2 separate regions of the Homo sapiens genome follow, and region 1 is linked to region 2. A link is a loop called in an ENCODE intact Hi-C map of the cell type or tissue named here. Cell type or tissue: IMR-90. All regions are shown on one strand.

Region 1 (8,000 bases), 670 kb before region 2:
GCTGATAAGCAACTTCAGCAAAGTCTCAGGATACAAAATCAATGTGCAAAAATCACAAGCATTCTTATACACCGTAACAAACAGAGAGCCAAATCATGCATGAACTCCCATTCACAATTGCTTCAAAGAGAATAAAATACCTAGGAATCCAACTTACAAGGGATGTGAAGGACCTCTTCAAGGAGAACTACAAACCACTGCTCAATGAAATAAAAGAGGATACAAAGAAATGGAAGAACATTCCATGCTCATGGGTAGGAAGAATCAATATCGTGAAAATGGCCATACTGCCCAAGGTAATTTATAGATTCAATGCCATCCCCATCAAGCTACCAACGAGTTTCTTCACAGAATTGGAAAAAAATACTTTAAAGTTCATATGGAACCAAAAAAGAACCCGCATCACCAAGTCAATCCTAAGCCAAAAGAACAAAGCTGGAGGCATCATGCTACCTGACTTCAAACTATACTACAAGGCTACAGTAACCAAAACAGCATGGTACTGGTACCAAAACAGAGATATAGACCAATTGAACAGAACAGAGAACTCAGGAATAATGCCGCATATCTACAACCATCTGATCTTTGATAAACCTGACAAAAACAAGCAATGGGTAAAGGATTCCCTATTTAATAAATGGTGCTGGGAAAACTGGCTAGCCATATGTAGAAAGCTGAAACTGGATCCCTTCCTTACACCTTATACAAAAATTAATTCAAGATGGACTATTTCCATATTTCTACAACACATTGAGGTTTAATAGGCTTAAAAATAAGTGAAGGAGAAAAGCTAGCTTTCTTCCTACTGGAGGCTAGTCCAAAGACCATTTCCCAGGCTTTCCATCTTACCAAGAGAAGATACAGATGTAAATGTATTCCAATTTAGCAAGTTTGCTATGCTGTGAAATGTGAGGCTTGAGAGACCTTCCCTGGGAGCCCATCCAAAGGGCTGAGTGACTGTTTTATTAAAGGGGCCTCCTCTCTAAGGTGGTCTTTCGAATAGATTTTGAGACTAGCAAGGCACTATGAGCCTCTTTGTATAAAAGTCTTGGGTTGACACATCTATATTTTTCTGCTTCTAGGCATTAATGGAGACTTGAAAGTTAATCTTTGTCTAATGCAGATAAATACGCAAATGCATATGCCATTAAGCTATATGTCATGCAGGAAGGTTGCCTGTGTGTTTATGAACTTCTCCAGTAGAATTGACTTCTGGTTTTACAAATTAAGAGACGATATGCCTAGTATATATATGTTAAGTCAGGTAGATAAAAGGAAAGCTGAGATTTGTATTTATATATGATTCTCTGTGGTAGAATATTTCTTCTTAACATTTGTTTGGTTAGTATTTAAAATTCTGGATTTGTGCAGTGCTATATTGACAAGTCAATACTCCAAAAAGAGTCATGCGTTATATTAATATTTGTTCAGACAGCACATGAACGCAAGTGCTACAAAAATATTGTCAGAGATTTTTTAAAAGGCTATTTATCTTCATTCATAATTATATGTATGTGCATGCATGACACCAAAGACAAAATTGTAATAACTTCTGCTTGTGAATGCAAATGCCTGGTACTGCTGTGGGAGCATTGGCAAGTGAATACATCAGTGCTAGCACATCCACAATCATTCTTCAGGCAGGGATTCTGCAAAACTAATCACCCAAGGAAACAAACACACCACAAAGAAGTAATTAGGAAGCCTGTGAAATTAGACCTGGTGGGTGGGGGTCCCTGCTGGGAAGGGCCACAGAAGTGACACATAACAGGTCATCTGTTGTTAAACCTGGGAGACAGACCCAAGCTCCGGCCCAGTCTAATTACATCAAACAAGGTGCTATTTGTATTCATTTCTGAAAGACAAACTAAGTTGAGAGTGAAGTATCTTTGTGATATATTCCAGGAGACGGGATGCTGAGGATGCTGGATGTGGGCAAGGACCAAGCTGTGGTCACACCGCTTTCGAGGTCACAGGCAGGCCTGTTTAACACCATAATGAATTCAGGAAGGAATGAAATGAGGCAAAAGGCCTACGCTATGACTGGATGAGCACTGCCTCAAATGTCCCCCAAAGGTGGGGGTTGCAGAGCACAGGAAGCCAAGGGGTGGGGCATGTCTGTGGTTAAACATCTTCCAATTCCCAGCTCTGCCCAGGTAATTCCCTTTCCTTCAGACCTTCTGGTTTTATTTAGTTGGCTGGTTTTACATTACTGTGCTCAGCTGAAGCTTTTGCTAATCTATTCACATTCCCAACACAAGATAAATCCTGCATATTTTTAAAAATGTGTTTAAGACTATAGGCTTATTTCTACCCAGATTATTAAAAAGTCCCTCTCATGATGCTGGTTTGCAGGAGCTCTCTAATCAGGCGCGCTACCTGCTTTCCATCCTGCCTTTTGGGATTTGAGGTGAGGCTCACCCTACCAACCCCACATAGCTCAGAGGGTGCAGCCGTGTGTGCTCTAGAACATTCTGGTTAGGGGTAGGTTAAAGCAGCATTATCATGTCTTTTGGAGCCCACTGGGCTACATTCTAGTCTTGGTTTCTTCTTGGGTGAGCCCATTAGGTCAAAATTTATTTCTAAAGTAAGAGAACAGAACTGGGTACCTTTTAAGCTGCTTCTGGCTTCTGTAATCATGCGAGGATTACAGAAGTACTTAGAAAAACTTTGCATAGTAATACTTTAAGAAGTACAGGACTGGAAGGGCCCTGAGAATCATCTAGTTTCTTTCCCCAGATGGATTTAAATTCTCAAGTTACATAAAGAACTCATCACATTTGAAGGTAACTGGGGAGAGAAATGAATGAGCATTTGTTGAGCATTGGCCATGGGGCAGGCTACTGGGATTCGTAGAACAACACTGCAGGAGGCCGGTTACTCTTGTGGGTGATGGCAGGGAACTTGGGCTTGGAGTTTCACAGGTTGTGGAGCTGGTGAGTGGCAGTGCCTGGATTTGCACCCAGCCTTGTGGACTTCTAGAGTCAGAGCTCTTCACTCTGGTCTACACAACTGCTTTATTATAATTATTTTTGGAGACGGAGTCTCTCTCAGTCACCCAGGCTGGAGTGCAGTGACTCAATCTCAGCTCACTGCAGCCTCCGCCTCCCGGGTTTTAGTGATTCTCCTGCCTCAGCCTCCCAAGTAGCTGGGATTAGAGGGGCCTGCCACCACACCTGGCTAACTTGTATTTTTAGTAGAGATGGGGTTTCACCATGTTGGCCAGCCTGGTCTTGAACTCCTGACGTCAGGTGATTCACCTGCCTCAGCCTCCCAAAGTGCTGGGATTACAGGTGTGAGCCACTGCACCTGGCTCACGCAACCACTTTAAAAAAAGACTAATTTAAATACTTCTCAGTACCAAGAACCCAAGGGTAAAAAAGAGTCATTTGACTGACGATGAAGTGAGGCAAGTTTGAGACTGAGTGTCCCCTTGTACAGATGTAGCTGCTGAGGCATGGAAGCATTAGGATGTGTCCCCGACCGTGGATATGTCAGTGCAGCATCAGGGCTAAGACTCTGGGTGTTCTCTCCTTGACTTACCTCTTTCCACCTAGCTTAGAAGGGTCTTGTCGAGAGAGTCTGATGTGCAGGTGAGATTATGTCTCCAAGTCTAAGACATGGTGGGCCATGTGTGACTGCCAGTTGCCTCTTCTGCACGTGCGTTCTGAGCGTGATCTCACCTGTAAAATGTCCGTAATCCTGGGTACCCCAAGGTGCAGTTGTGAGGCTGCATGGGCTGACGCGTAGGACAGAGAGGGGCTCATTAAATGTTGTTTTCCTCCCTTCCAAATGAGCTGGATTTGGAGGGAAGCAGACTTCCCGAGAATCAGCGGCTTGTCTGTAAGGTAAAGTTATTACGACTGGAAACTGGACACACTAATTTTTTCGTTTGTGTTTGAACTTGGATGGCCTTCACATGGCTGCATTCTGTGTGTCTAGGCTGCGGTCCCTGACTGGGCATTTGCCAAATACAAAGTGATTTTCAAACTAAGTCAACCCCATTGCAATGTGTACTTCAAGGCAACATTTGAAGAAGGTATTGGTTTCAAAAACAAAACAAATCTACACACAAGAGACATACATACGTGTCCTCACTGGACTGTGTAACGTCGCTGACCTGTGAGATAGGACAGCTCTTTCCTGTTCATACTGGCATCCCCATCTCTTTTGACATACCGCAGTGGTAATTGTTTACTGTTATGAATAAACGTTAATAGGCATTTTTCACATTGACAAAAGCGTTTTCTTCAATATATAACAGCTACTGAAAAAGAACAATTAAAATATTTCAATATCACTCCTTGCTTTGAGTCATCCTTGGTGAGATGTAGTTTATCTAAGCAGTCACAAGAGTCATGCAGGGTCCATGACCCAGATGAGGCCTTGCGCACTCAAGACCTCTTGTATTGAGTAAAGTGTCGCCAGCTGCACGCAGCTATGCCCAGAACTCCTCCCAGGTGCGGTAAAGACGGTGCAGGAATCGCCCTTCGCCTGTGTGTCCAGCAGAGGGCAGTAGCGTCCCAGTTTTCCTTTCTGACACGTTTGCTTTTGCATGCTGCGGTTGCATAGCGTTCTGAGGCTCTTGGGTGGCTGACACATAATTGCAGACATTAAGCGTTTCTTAGGAGAGGCATAAAATGTATTGTGAGGGCAGTGAAATCCTTTGTCAAAACTTCTCTGAAGATCTGACCCCATACCGTGACAGTGCAAGGCTTGAACGTATGCCTGTCACTCACCAGCTTGTAGTCTCTTGCGTCCTGTGAACCTCATTGGCCAAATGTTTTTGTGTTGCTTTATTTTGTTCAAGTAACGACAGCACTCTCTGTGATTGTGTTAGGATACAATTTTACCCAACTGTCAATAAATGAATTTTGTCATTTTCATATCAAGTACTTCTGAGATTCCATATTCCCTTGAGCAGCAGAGTATTGGGACTTGATAAGAAGGAAGGAGGTATATGTCCTCTCTTTCCGCCTCTCCAATCATCCTCCTCTCTCTAGATTTTTCCTGGGAGCTGTCTGGCCGTTTGGCTTAAGTGGAAACCACGGATAATTTTCTTTCTTTTAAGAGAAATTAGTTCTCGAAAGGCAGAAAGAAAAATAGAGAATTTTGGTGAAAGCCTTTGGTGAATTCTCTTTGTGTTCTAGGTCAGCCCTGGATCTGGGTGGATGGAAATGCTGTATGTCACTTATCAAAGAGGTTGCTGCTTTATACGGGCCACAAAAACTCTTTATATGGGCAAACTGTAATAAAATGCTATGGGCATAGTAGTTCAGAACCACTAATGCTTATATCTCTTTGGGAAAAGTCATGAAAAATATTGGGAGATGAAAGCAGGGTGTGGTGGACCCCATTTAGTTTGTGCTCTAAGCCCCCTGCTGTTTGTGGTCCGTGCTGGAGCTGACCAGTGGGCAGTCACATTGCAGACCACATCAAATTTTTTTTTAAGTAAAGGGAGAAAAAAATACAATGGACAAAATATATATCCATAGCTTGGAAATGCTTGGAATAACCTGCTGTGCATGGTGGCCCCAACTTAGTGATGCAGTGGCTCTGGGACATCAGAAAGCCCTTGGAGGTCAAGGTTCAGAATTGTGTTCCTCTTGGAGAGTTCTCAGAACAGAAGCTCCTCAGAGTTGGCCATTTTGTTGTCCTTGTAGAGAAAGTGCCAGCACTTAGATCATAGTGAGTCTTCAGTATACGATTGTTGAGAGCATGAATGAATGAATGAATGAAGCACATAGTCATGTTTTAAAAATTAGGACCGTATCAACTGAAGATTATTTTTATTAGATACATATAATCCATATTTTCCCATTAAAAACTGAAATTTTTATTAAAAAATGTATTTTATTCTATTTATTATTTGTACTACTCTTTAAGAAATTATGTGGGTATGGTGACTCATGTCTGTAATCCCAACATTTTGGGAGGCAGAGGTGGAAGAATCACTTGAGGCAAGATATTCGAGACCAGCCTGGGAAACAGTGAGAAAGCCTCTCTAGAAAAAACTTTACAAATTTTCCAGGCATGGTGGCACATGCCTGGAGTCTCACCTACAGGGGAGGCTGAGGCAGGAGGATGGCTTGAGCACAGGAGGACGAGGCTGCAGTGAGTCATGGTTGCAGGACTGCTCTGTATCTTGGGCAACAGAGTGAGACCCTGTCTCCAGAAAAAGAAGACAGAGAGAAAACTGAACTCAAATCTTTATAAAATGGGTGTATTATACTACAAGTTTAGATACAATATACATGTCTAATCATTTCCTAGCATGCTAGGTATAGCGAGGTAAACAAAGAAACTGGGAGACAGAGTCCTTGCCCTTGAATTGTGCAATGTAATGGGGAGATGATGCCAGCCCACGTGAAAGTCCTAAGAAGGGGTAAGATGGCGTATTACTCAGGCTAGAGTTCTCCTTGGACGCTGAAGTAGAGCTTGCCTATGCCTGTTGGAACACCTGTCATACTCTGGAAATTATTTACCTGGGTATCCTGTCTTGCCTGTTAGAGGAATAAGCTATTGAGAAGCAGGGAGCCTGTCTTACATATGTGAACAGCCTTCACCGGGCCTGGGCAATAGTCGCAAGGCAGTAAATACTGGCTGAGTAAAGGAGCAGAGGCCAAGTGCTGGAGATGAGCCTGGCATTTGCCTGTAGGTGTAGGGTGGAGAGGAGATGTGGCTTGGTAAGAAATCCTGCTGACTGGAGAAGGGAGTTGGTGTGGAGAGTAGCAGAAGTGAGTGTGTGGCAGCTGATGGGTGTTGCCATCAAGGTAATCAGGGAGGAGCCTGGATGAGATGTGGCAGCAACAGGGAGCCGTGTGAGGAGGAGCACGGCACAAAGGCAGTGTTCCAGGTGATGAGCTTGGCTGTGATGCAGTGTGAGTTGCCGGGGGTGACGGAAACTGAACAGAACTGCAAAGCAATAGAATTTGACAATACAAATGCTTCTAAATCAGCTATTTTTTAACCTAAAATGATGGATATACATGAATAATTTATTGGTCCACATGGTTTCATAGAGATGGTTCTTTTTCAATAGAAGAGAAAAAAATTATTCCTAAAAGAGCACAATAAAATCCGCAAAGACGCTTTGAAACAATGAGGAGCTTATTCCTTTTGCATGTTCCAAGCAGATTTTTATTACTTAATGAATCATAATTTCAGTAATAAACAAGGGGGTAATAAATGACAACCATTAACAAGTAATGAATAGACCTATATGGAATATGGGAGAACCTCAGTTTGAAGCAAGAGATGGTTATTCCAACAGGATGATGGTGAATGTTCAGGGGAGCATCCCTTCGATGTACAAATGGTCTCACTAGGTTTGCAGAAGGCACCTTCACCCGGGAAGGTTGTGCACAGCAAGCCTCAGATGGTGTGACTTCACCGAGTCAGCTGGCTTGTGACCATCCACGTGGTGTTGCCCCAAAGAAGCAAAGCACCAGTGACCGTGGGTTACGTCCCGAAATAAGCTTCCAGTGGGGCTGCTCTTGAAGCCAGCAGTTGGGGACTTTATGGAAAGACATGTGTTGGTTGGCAGGGGTTTTTGGTTTAGCCTTTTCACCTCATTTGTAAATGTGAAAAAAATAATTATCATCCAGGTTATATGCGAGGCCCGTTCATTCTTTAAGTTCAATTCAAATAATCCATCCCAGCTCAGTTTTCTCTCTGCTCCCTGGACTCCACTCCGCTGTAGTGTTGAGGATTTTGTTTATTTATAATGACGCTATTTTATTTTCAGCACATCACAAGTTAGTAGCTACTTATATGTCCTTCCCTGTCCACTAGACTCTGATTTTCTTGAAGGAGAGGGACACATTTCATCATCATTATATTCGCATCTTCAGGACAATGGCTCTGGGGAGAGATGAGTTAACTCTTGACTGAAGACAGCTCGGTGTGGTGGCTGGAACCTCAGCTTTAGGCTGTGACGGATCTGCATTTGAGTCCGGTCTAGACAAGCTGTGAGAATTGAAGCACACTACTTAAGCTTT
Region 2 (8,000 bases):
CACCTACAACTATGATCTTCAACAAAGCTGACAGAAACAAGCAATGGGGGAAAAATTCCCTATTCAATAAATCATGCTGGGATAACTGGGTAGTCATATGCAAAAGATTGAAACTAGACCCCTTCCTTATACCATATGCAAAAATTAACTCAAGATGGATGAAAGACTTAAAAATAAAACCCAAAAGTATAAAAACACTGGAAGACAACCTAGGCAATACCATTTTGGACATAGGAATGGGCAAAGATTTCATGACAAAGACACTAAAAGCAATTGCAACAAAAGCAAAAATGACAAGTGGGATTTAATTAAACTTGTTAGCTTCTGCACAGCAAAGGAAACTATGAACATAGTGAGCAGACATCCTACAGAATGGAAGAAAAATTTTGTAAAATATGCCTCTGATAAAAACCTAATATCTGGCATTTATAAGGAACTTAAACAAATTTACAAAAAACACCCCCCAGCAACTCCATTAAAAAGTGAGCAAAGGACATGAACTGACACTTTTCAAAAGGAGGCATATATATGGCCAACAATCATATGAAAATAAGCTCAAAATCACCAATCGTGAGAGTCATGCAAATCAAAACCACAATGAGATACCATTTAACACCAGTCAGAATGGCTGTTTGATATGGTTTGGCTCTGTGTCCCCACCTAAATCTCATGGCAAGTTGTAACCCTCAGTGTTGGGGGAGGGGCCTGGTGGGAGGTGATTGGATCATGGGGGTGGACTCCTCCTCCCTGTTCTCATGACAGTGAGTGAGTTCTCATGAGATCTGGTTGTTTGTATCACTTCCCCCTTCACTCTCTCTCTCTCCAGCTTCACCAGGTGAAGGTGTGTCTGCTTCCCCTTCGCCTTCCACCATGATTGTAAGTTTCCTGAGGCCTTCCCAGCCAGGCTTCCTGTGCAGCTGGTGGAATCATTAGCCAATTAAATCTCTTTTCCTCATAAATTACCCAGTCTTAGGTAGTTCTTTATAGCAGTGAGAGAACAGACTAATATGCTATTATTAAAAAGTCAAATATAACAGAAGCTGGTGACATTGCAGAGAAAAAGGAATGCTTATACACTGTTGATGGGGGTATAAATTAGTTTAACCATTGTGGAAGATAAAGGTGATTCCTCAAAGACTTAAAAACAGAACTAACATTTGACCTAACAATCCCATTATTGGGTATACACTCAAAGTAATACACATCATTCTATAATAAAGACACATGCACACATATGTTCATTGTAACACTATTCACAATAGCAAAGACATGGAATCAACCTAAATGTTCATTAATGCTAGAATTGATAAAATAAATGTGTTACATATACACCATGGAATACTATGCAGCCATGAAAAAGAATGAGATCATCTCCTTTGCAGAAACATGGATGGAGCTGGAGGCCATTATCCTCAGCAAACTAACGCAAGAACAGAAAACTAAATACTGCCTATTCTCAATTACAAGTGGAAGATCAATGGTGAGAACTCATGGACCCAAGGAGACAAACAACAGATACTGGAGCCTATCAGAGGGTGGAGGGTGCGGAGGGAGAGTATCAGGAAAAATAACTAGTGGGTACTAGGCTTAATACCTGGGTGCTGAAATAATCTGTACAACAACCTCCCATGACACAAGTTTGCCTATGAAACAAACCTCCGCATGTCCTCCTGACCTTAAAATAAAAGTTAAATTTAAAAAATACAAATTGGAAAGAAAACATAATGTGATAGATTGCTTCACAACCATAGGATTTCCGGAAGAAATATGAATTGGAAGCATCAGTGTCTAAATGCAGTTAAGAAACTCATGCTATCAGAATCATCTCTTGGTTGTTTTCCCTCCCAGATTGTCTTTTCTCCCAGGGACTCACTGACAGTGAACAGCGATCATGCCTAGATTTACCCTGTATCTGCCCTCAAAGCTGACGTGGAGTCAAATGCCACAAATAGACTTGATCATGCAACCTTGATTCTCTTTCTGAAAAATGTAATTAGTAACCCTCCTGTCTATCATATATTTACAGAAATACTGATTAGCCTTGGTGTAAAGCTTCTAATAAACAGTAGGCATTGTTAGAAATTTAATTCATTCATAGGGTTTTTTGAGCCTAGCGATACATTTGCTGCACTGACACATAATTTATCATTTTAGAACTCTTGGTTCATGCTTTTTAATATTTGAGACATGGATATCCTTTAGCTCTGTGAGTGATACTGAGGAAGGAAAGGGCAGGATGTGCATCATGAAGAAAAACTATGATCAATTTAAAACAGGCTATCAGGGAAAACTTCACTGAGATGAATGCGTGGACAGGCCGCCCAGTTATCAAAACAATTATTGAAGAAATCATTTCTATTGTTCTAAGAGGTAATGTGTGCCTCAGCTCTTCCATCCACTCAGTTTTTACCAAATCTTTTTTTTTTTTTTTTTTGTTCTAGGCCCACCCTCTTCCCGGATCAACAGGGTCCAAGAGCAGGAAAGTGGAATTGAATACCTGGACTAAGACCAAAGAATGCCGCAGTGCGAGTTGGGGGGGATAAATTCCAGGTATTTCTTCTCACTTCCAAATGTAACTGAATCTCTTTTATCTGGAAATACAACCTGAGATCATAGGAAAGAGGAATCAGGCCAAAGCCACTTTTTGGCATTGGTACGTCAGAAATACCATAGGCACAGCTTTTCCACAGGGTGGTATTTCTTGTTTGGACATCTTGCTGATCCACTGAAAACATGCATTTGTGAGAAATGCATGGGAACCATTTCTTTTTTATAAATAAGGAAATACTTTAGTAGAGGGTTAGTATTGGATTCTTACTTTGTGTATTTTCTTTTAGCAATAACACCTTTTTCCTTTCTTTGCTATGTTAGGAGAGAAAGAAGACTCCTGTTTATTGTACAAACACAGTTGCTTTTACATTTCAGTGTGCTGCTCTTAGAAAACAAACCAGAAAGCCACACATATTATTTCTACATGGTTTCCTACCCTGTGGGAAATCAGTGTTTTGAAACTTCAGCATATTATGCATAAATAAACATACCTCATTGGTCTCACATATTTTGGATAAATGATTTAATAAGAGAGTAAAGCAACAGACGAAAGCTTTGCCTCTAAAAGATTGTTCCGTTATAAGCTATTTCCCTTTGCTAAGATACTGTTTTAACAAAATATTTCTCATTTAAATTCTGGACACGCGGGTATTTTAGGTTTTGAGCTGTTGCTCTAGTCGGTCTGCGCCTGCAGATGGCAGCGCTCCTTCATCGTTGCAGCGATGTGGATTGAAATGCACTGGAGCGTCAATGGAAGGTGAATTTATGAAGTGAAATCAAACTTCAGAAATCTATTTTCAGGTATATTCTTCTAGTTTTATGAAACCATAAGCTTATGTTGTTTAAAATGCTGTTATAAATAGAAGTGAACCTCAGCCACCAGCCTGAAGGCTGTCCTTTCTGCTCTTGGGTGTGGAAGATGTCTCATGGGAGTGCATCGTCTCTTCTCAGTATGTGAAAAACAAAGTGGCCGGGCGCGGTGGCTCACACCTGTAATCCCAGCACTTTGGGAGGCCGAGGTGGGCGGATCATGAGGTCAGGAGTTTGAGACCAGCCTGGCCAATAAGGTGAAACTCCCTCTCTACTAAAAATAGAAAAATTAGCCGGGCGTGGTGGCGGGCACCTGTAGTCCGAGCTATTCAGGAGGCTGAGGCAGGAGAATCGCTTGGACCTGGGAGGTAGAGGTTGCAGTGAGCGGAGATCACACCACTGCACTCCAGCCTGGGTGACAGAGCAAGATTCTGTCTCAAAAAAAAAAAAAAGAAAAGAAAAGAAAAACAAAGTGACTGACCCACTGAGAAACATGTTCTCAGACCTCAGTTCCAGAAAATTATGAATGGCTAAGCATTACTGTAGAGTAAATCTGTTTCATTTTTCCACAGGTTGGTCTGTAGATCACATTAGGGAAAGGCTGGGCAATTCTGTCTTTATAAAATCCACACTTTCATGAGTGCCATAATAATTCTACGGACACCTTCAGTGGGGCTTGTTAGAACACTGCTGCTGATGCTCCCTAGACTTCTTTTTCAAAGAACCATTGGTTTAATCAAGAAAACAGAAATCCTTGACTGGAGAGATTTATTAAGCATTTAACATTTTTTTTTTTATAAAAAGCACTTAACTTCATTTTAAGGAGTCAAAAATACAAGAGTTGTGGAGTAGAATTTCTGTAAATTAAGTAACCAACTGGAGCTCATGAGCCTGTGCTAGATTAGCTGGGAGTAAGAGTAACTGATCATAGTTGGTGTGTGATGACACTGGGCCAGCCGCTGTGCTGAGGTGTTTGGTTGTTTTAACTCACATAAATCTACATAGCAACCCTACTATTTTCTTTCAGTTCTATGATGCTTAGTTTTTCATATTTTAACAGTTCTAAAATTAGGATATGTTCTAAAATAGATGACTTCTGACAATCCCTATCCATGAGGCAGAAACTGAGGTACTATTTGTTTGTTTGCTTTTGTTTATTATTATTATTATTATATTATTATTTCAATAGGTATTGGGGGAACAAGCGGTGTTTGGTTACATGGATAAGTTCTTTAGTGGTGATTTCCGAGATTTTGGTGCCCTCATCACCTGAGCAGTGTACACTGTACCCGGTGTGTACTCCTTAATCCCTCACCCCTCTCCCACCGTTTCCCTCAAGTCCTCAAAGTCCATTGTATCACTAGTATGCCTTTGTGTCCTGATAGCTTAGCTCCCACTTATGAGTGAGAACATACGATGTTTCCTTTCCCATTCCTGAGTTACTTCACCCAGAATAATGGTCTCCAATTCCGTCCAGGTTGTTGCGAATGCCATTATTTTGTTTCTTTTTATGGCTGAGTAGTATTCCATGATATATACACACCATATTTTCTTTATCCAGTTGTTGACTGATGGGCATTTGGGCTGGTTCCATATTTTTGCAATGTGAATTCTGCTGCTATAAACATGTGTGTACAAGTACCTTTTTTTGTATAATGGCTTCTTTCCTCTGGGTACATACCCAATAGTGGGATTGCTGGAAGAAATGGTAGATCTACTTTTAGTGCTTGAAGGAATCTCCATACTGTTTTCCATAGTGGCTGTACTAGTTTACATTCCCAGCAGCAGCGTAGAAGTGTTCCCCTTTCACCATATCCATACCAACATTTATTACTTTTTTATTTTTTGATTAAGGCCATTCTTGCAGAAGTAAGGTGGTATCTCATTGTGGTTTTGATTTGTATTTCCCTGATAATTAGAGACGTTGAGCTTTTTTTTTTTTTGAGACAGAGTCTCACTCTGTCGCCCAGGCTGGAGTGCAGTGGCGCGATCTCGGCTCACTGCAAGCTCCGCCTCCCGGGGTTCCCGCCATTCTCCTGCCTCAGCCTCCCGAGTAGCTGGGACTACAGGCGCCCGCCACCACGCCCGGCTAATTTTTTGTGTTTTTAGTAGAGACGGGGTTTCACCGTGTTAGCCAGGATGGTCTCGATCTCCTGACCTCGTGATCTGCCCGCCTCGGCCTCCCAAAGTGCTGGGTTTACAGGCCTGAGCCACCACGTGCAGCCGAGATGTTGAGGATTTTGTATATGTTTGTTAGCCAATTGTACATCCTGTTTTGAGAATTGCCTGTTCATGTCCTTAGCCCACTTTTTGATGAGGTATTAGTCCTTTATCAGAAGTATAGTTTGCAAATATTTTCTCCCACTTCGTGGGTTGTTTGTTTACTCTGCTGATTATTTACTTTGCTGTGTAGAAGCTTTTTAGTTTAAGTGCCATTTATTCATCCTTGTTTTTGTTGCATTTGCTTTTGGGTTTTTGGTGATGAAGTCTTTGCCCATGACAATGTTTAGAAGGGTTTTCCGATATTAGCTTCTCAAATTTTTATGGTTTCACATCTTAGATTTAGGTATTTAATCCATGTTGAGTTGATATTTGTATACGGTGAGAGATGAGGATCCAGTTTCATTCTACATGTGGCTGCCAATTATCCCAGCACCATTTGTTGACTAGTGTGTCCTTTCCCCGCTGTATGTTTTTGTTTGCTTTGTCAAAGATCAGTTGTTGTATTTGGCTTTATTTCAGGGTTTTCTGTTCTGTTCCATTGGTCTATGTGCCTATTTTTATACCGGTACCATGCTTTTTGCTGACTATGGCCTTATAGTACTCTTGGAAGTCAGGTAGTGTGATGCCTCCAGATTTGTTCTTTTTGCTTAGTCTTGCTTTGACTATGTGGGCTCTTTTTTCATTCCACATTAATTTTAGGATTGTTTTTCTAGCTCTGTGAAGAATGATGGTTGTATTTTGATGGGAATTGCATTGAATTTGTAGATTGCTTTTGGCAGTATGATCATTTTCACAATATTGATTCTACCCATCCATGAGCATGGGATGTGTTTCTATTTGTTTGTGTCATCTGTGATTTCTTTCAACAATGTTTTGTAGTTTTCCTTGTAGAGGTTTGTCACCTTCTTGGTTAGATATATTTCTGCATTTTTATTTTTATTTTTTGCAGCTATTGTAAAAGGAGTTGAGTTTTTTTATTTGTTTTGGTATATAACAGTGCTACTGATTTGTGTGTATTAATTTTGTATCTTGAAACTTTTCTGAATTCATTTGTCAGTTCTAGGAGCTTTTAGGAGGAGTGTTTAGGGTTTTCTAGGTATACAATCATTTTATCAGTGAACAACAACACAGCAACAGTTTGACTTCGTCTTCACTAATTTGGATGCCCTTTATTTCCTTCTCTTGTCTGATTGCTCTGGCTAGGACTTTCATTACTACATTGAATAAAAGTTGAGAAAGTGGGCATCCTTGTCTTGTTCCGTTTCTCAAGGGGAATGCTTCCAACTTTTCACTGTTCAGTATAATATTGGCTGTGTGTTTGTCATAGATGGATTTTATTATCTTGAGGTATGTCCTTTCTATGCCAATTTTGCTGAGGGATTTATTCATAAAGGGATGCCGGATTTTGTCAAATGCTTTTTTTGTATCCATTGAAATGATAATTTGATTTTTATTTTTAATTTTGTTTATGTGATGTATCACATTTATTGACTTTTGTATATTAAACCATCCCAATATCCCTCATATGAAACCCACTTGATCATGGTGGATTATCTTTTTGATATGCTGTTGGATTCAGTTAACTAGCATTTGGTTGAGGGTTTTTGAATCTCTGTTCATTAGGGATATTGGTCTGTAGTTCTCTTTTTTGTTATGTCACTCTTGGTTTTGGTGTTAGGGTGATACTGGTTTCACAGAACGATTTAGGGAGGATTCCCTCCTTTTCAATCTTTTGGAATAGTGTCAATAGGATTGGTACCAACTCTTCTATGAATGCCTGATACAATTCAGCTATAAATCCGTCTGGTCCTGGACTTTTTTTTCCTTCATAATTTTTTTTATTACCATTTTAATCTTGCTGCTTGTTATTGGTCTGTTCGGAGTTTCTATTCCTTCCTGGTTTAATCTAGGAGGGTTGCATATTTCCAGGAATTTTTCCTTCTTCTCTAGTTTTTCTCATTTGTATGCATAAAAGTGTTCATAGTACCCTTAAATGATCATCCAGCCTTAAATGATTTCTGTGGTATTGTTTGTAATATCTCCTATTTTCTTTCTAATTGAGCTTACGTGGATCTTCTCTCTTTTTTTCTTGGTTAATCTCACCAATGGTCTATCAATTTTGTTCATCTTTTCAAAGAATCAGCCTTTCATTTTATTTATCTTTTGTATTTTTTGTTTGTTTGTTTTAATTTTCTTTAGTTCTGCTCTGATCTTTGTTATTTTTTTCTTCTGCTGGGTTTGGGTTTGGTTCATTATTTCTCTAGTTTCTTGAGGTGTGACCTATGATTGTTTATTTGTGCTCTTTTGAGCTTTTTGATGAAGGCTCTTAATGCTTTGAACTTTCCTCTTAGCACTCCTTTTTCCATATCCCAGAAGTTTTGATAGGTTGTTATCTCTATTATCATTCAGTCCAAAGA

The links. Hi-C counts contacts between places; a loop is a spot of excess contacts. Peaks named below come from ENCODE experiments on the same cell type or tissue, not always from the same donor. Only the 100,000 strongest peaks of a DNase experiment are listed, where the experiment ranks them.
Region 1: it touches region 2 in a loop (6-fold over the local background); 3 of 110 quality-filtered maps call a loop at or near these places.

The regions. Positions count from the first base shown.
Region 1 is chr4:189,789,714-189,797,713 of GRCh38, reverse strand. The region is part of intron 3 of FRG1-DT (FRG1 divergent transcript); the gene reads left to right. Among named protein-coding and RNA genes, the nearest start is that of LINC01596, 88 kb to the left of the region's middle. In IMR-90, a CTCF peak has its summit at 4,510 (motif pointing right); a DNase peak (open chromatin) is centred at 4,543.
Region 2 is chr4:189,119,590-189,127,589 of GRCh38, reverse strand. LOC105377613 (a long non-coding RNA gene) reads left to right here and starts at 1,415. Exons shown (of 4, transcript XR_001741964.1): 1 at 1,415-1,480; 2 at 2,442-2,550; 3 at 3,208-3,351. In IMR-90, a CTCF peak has its summit at 3,241 (motif pointing right); a DNase peak (open chromatin) is centred at 3,259; H3K27ac peaks cover 577 bases.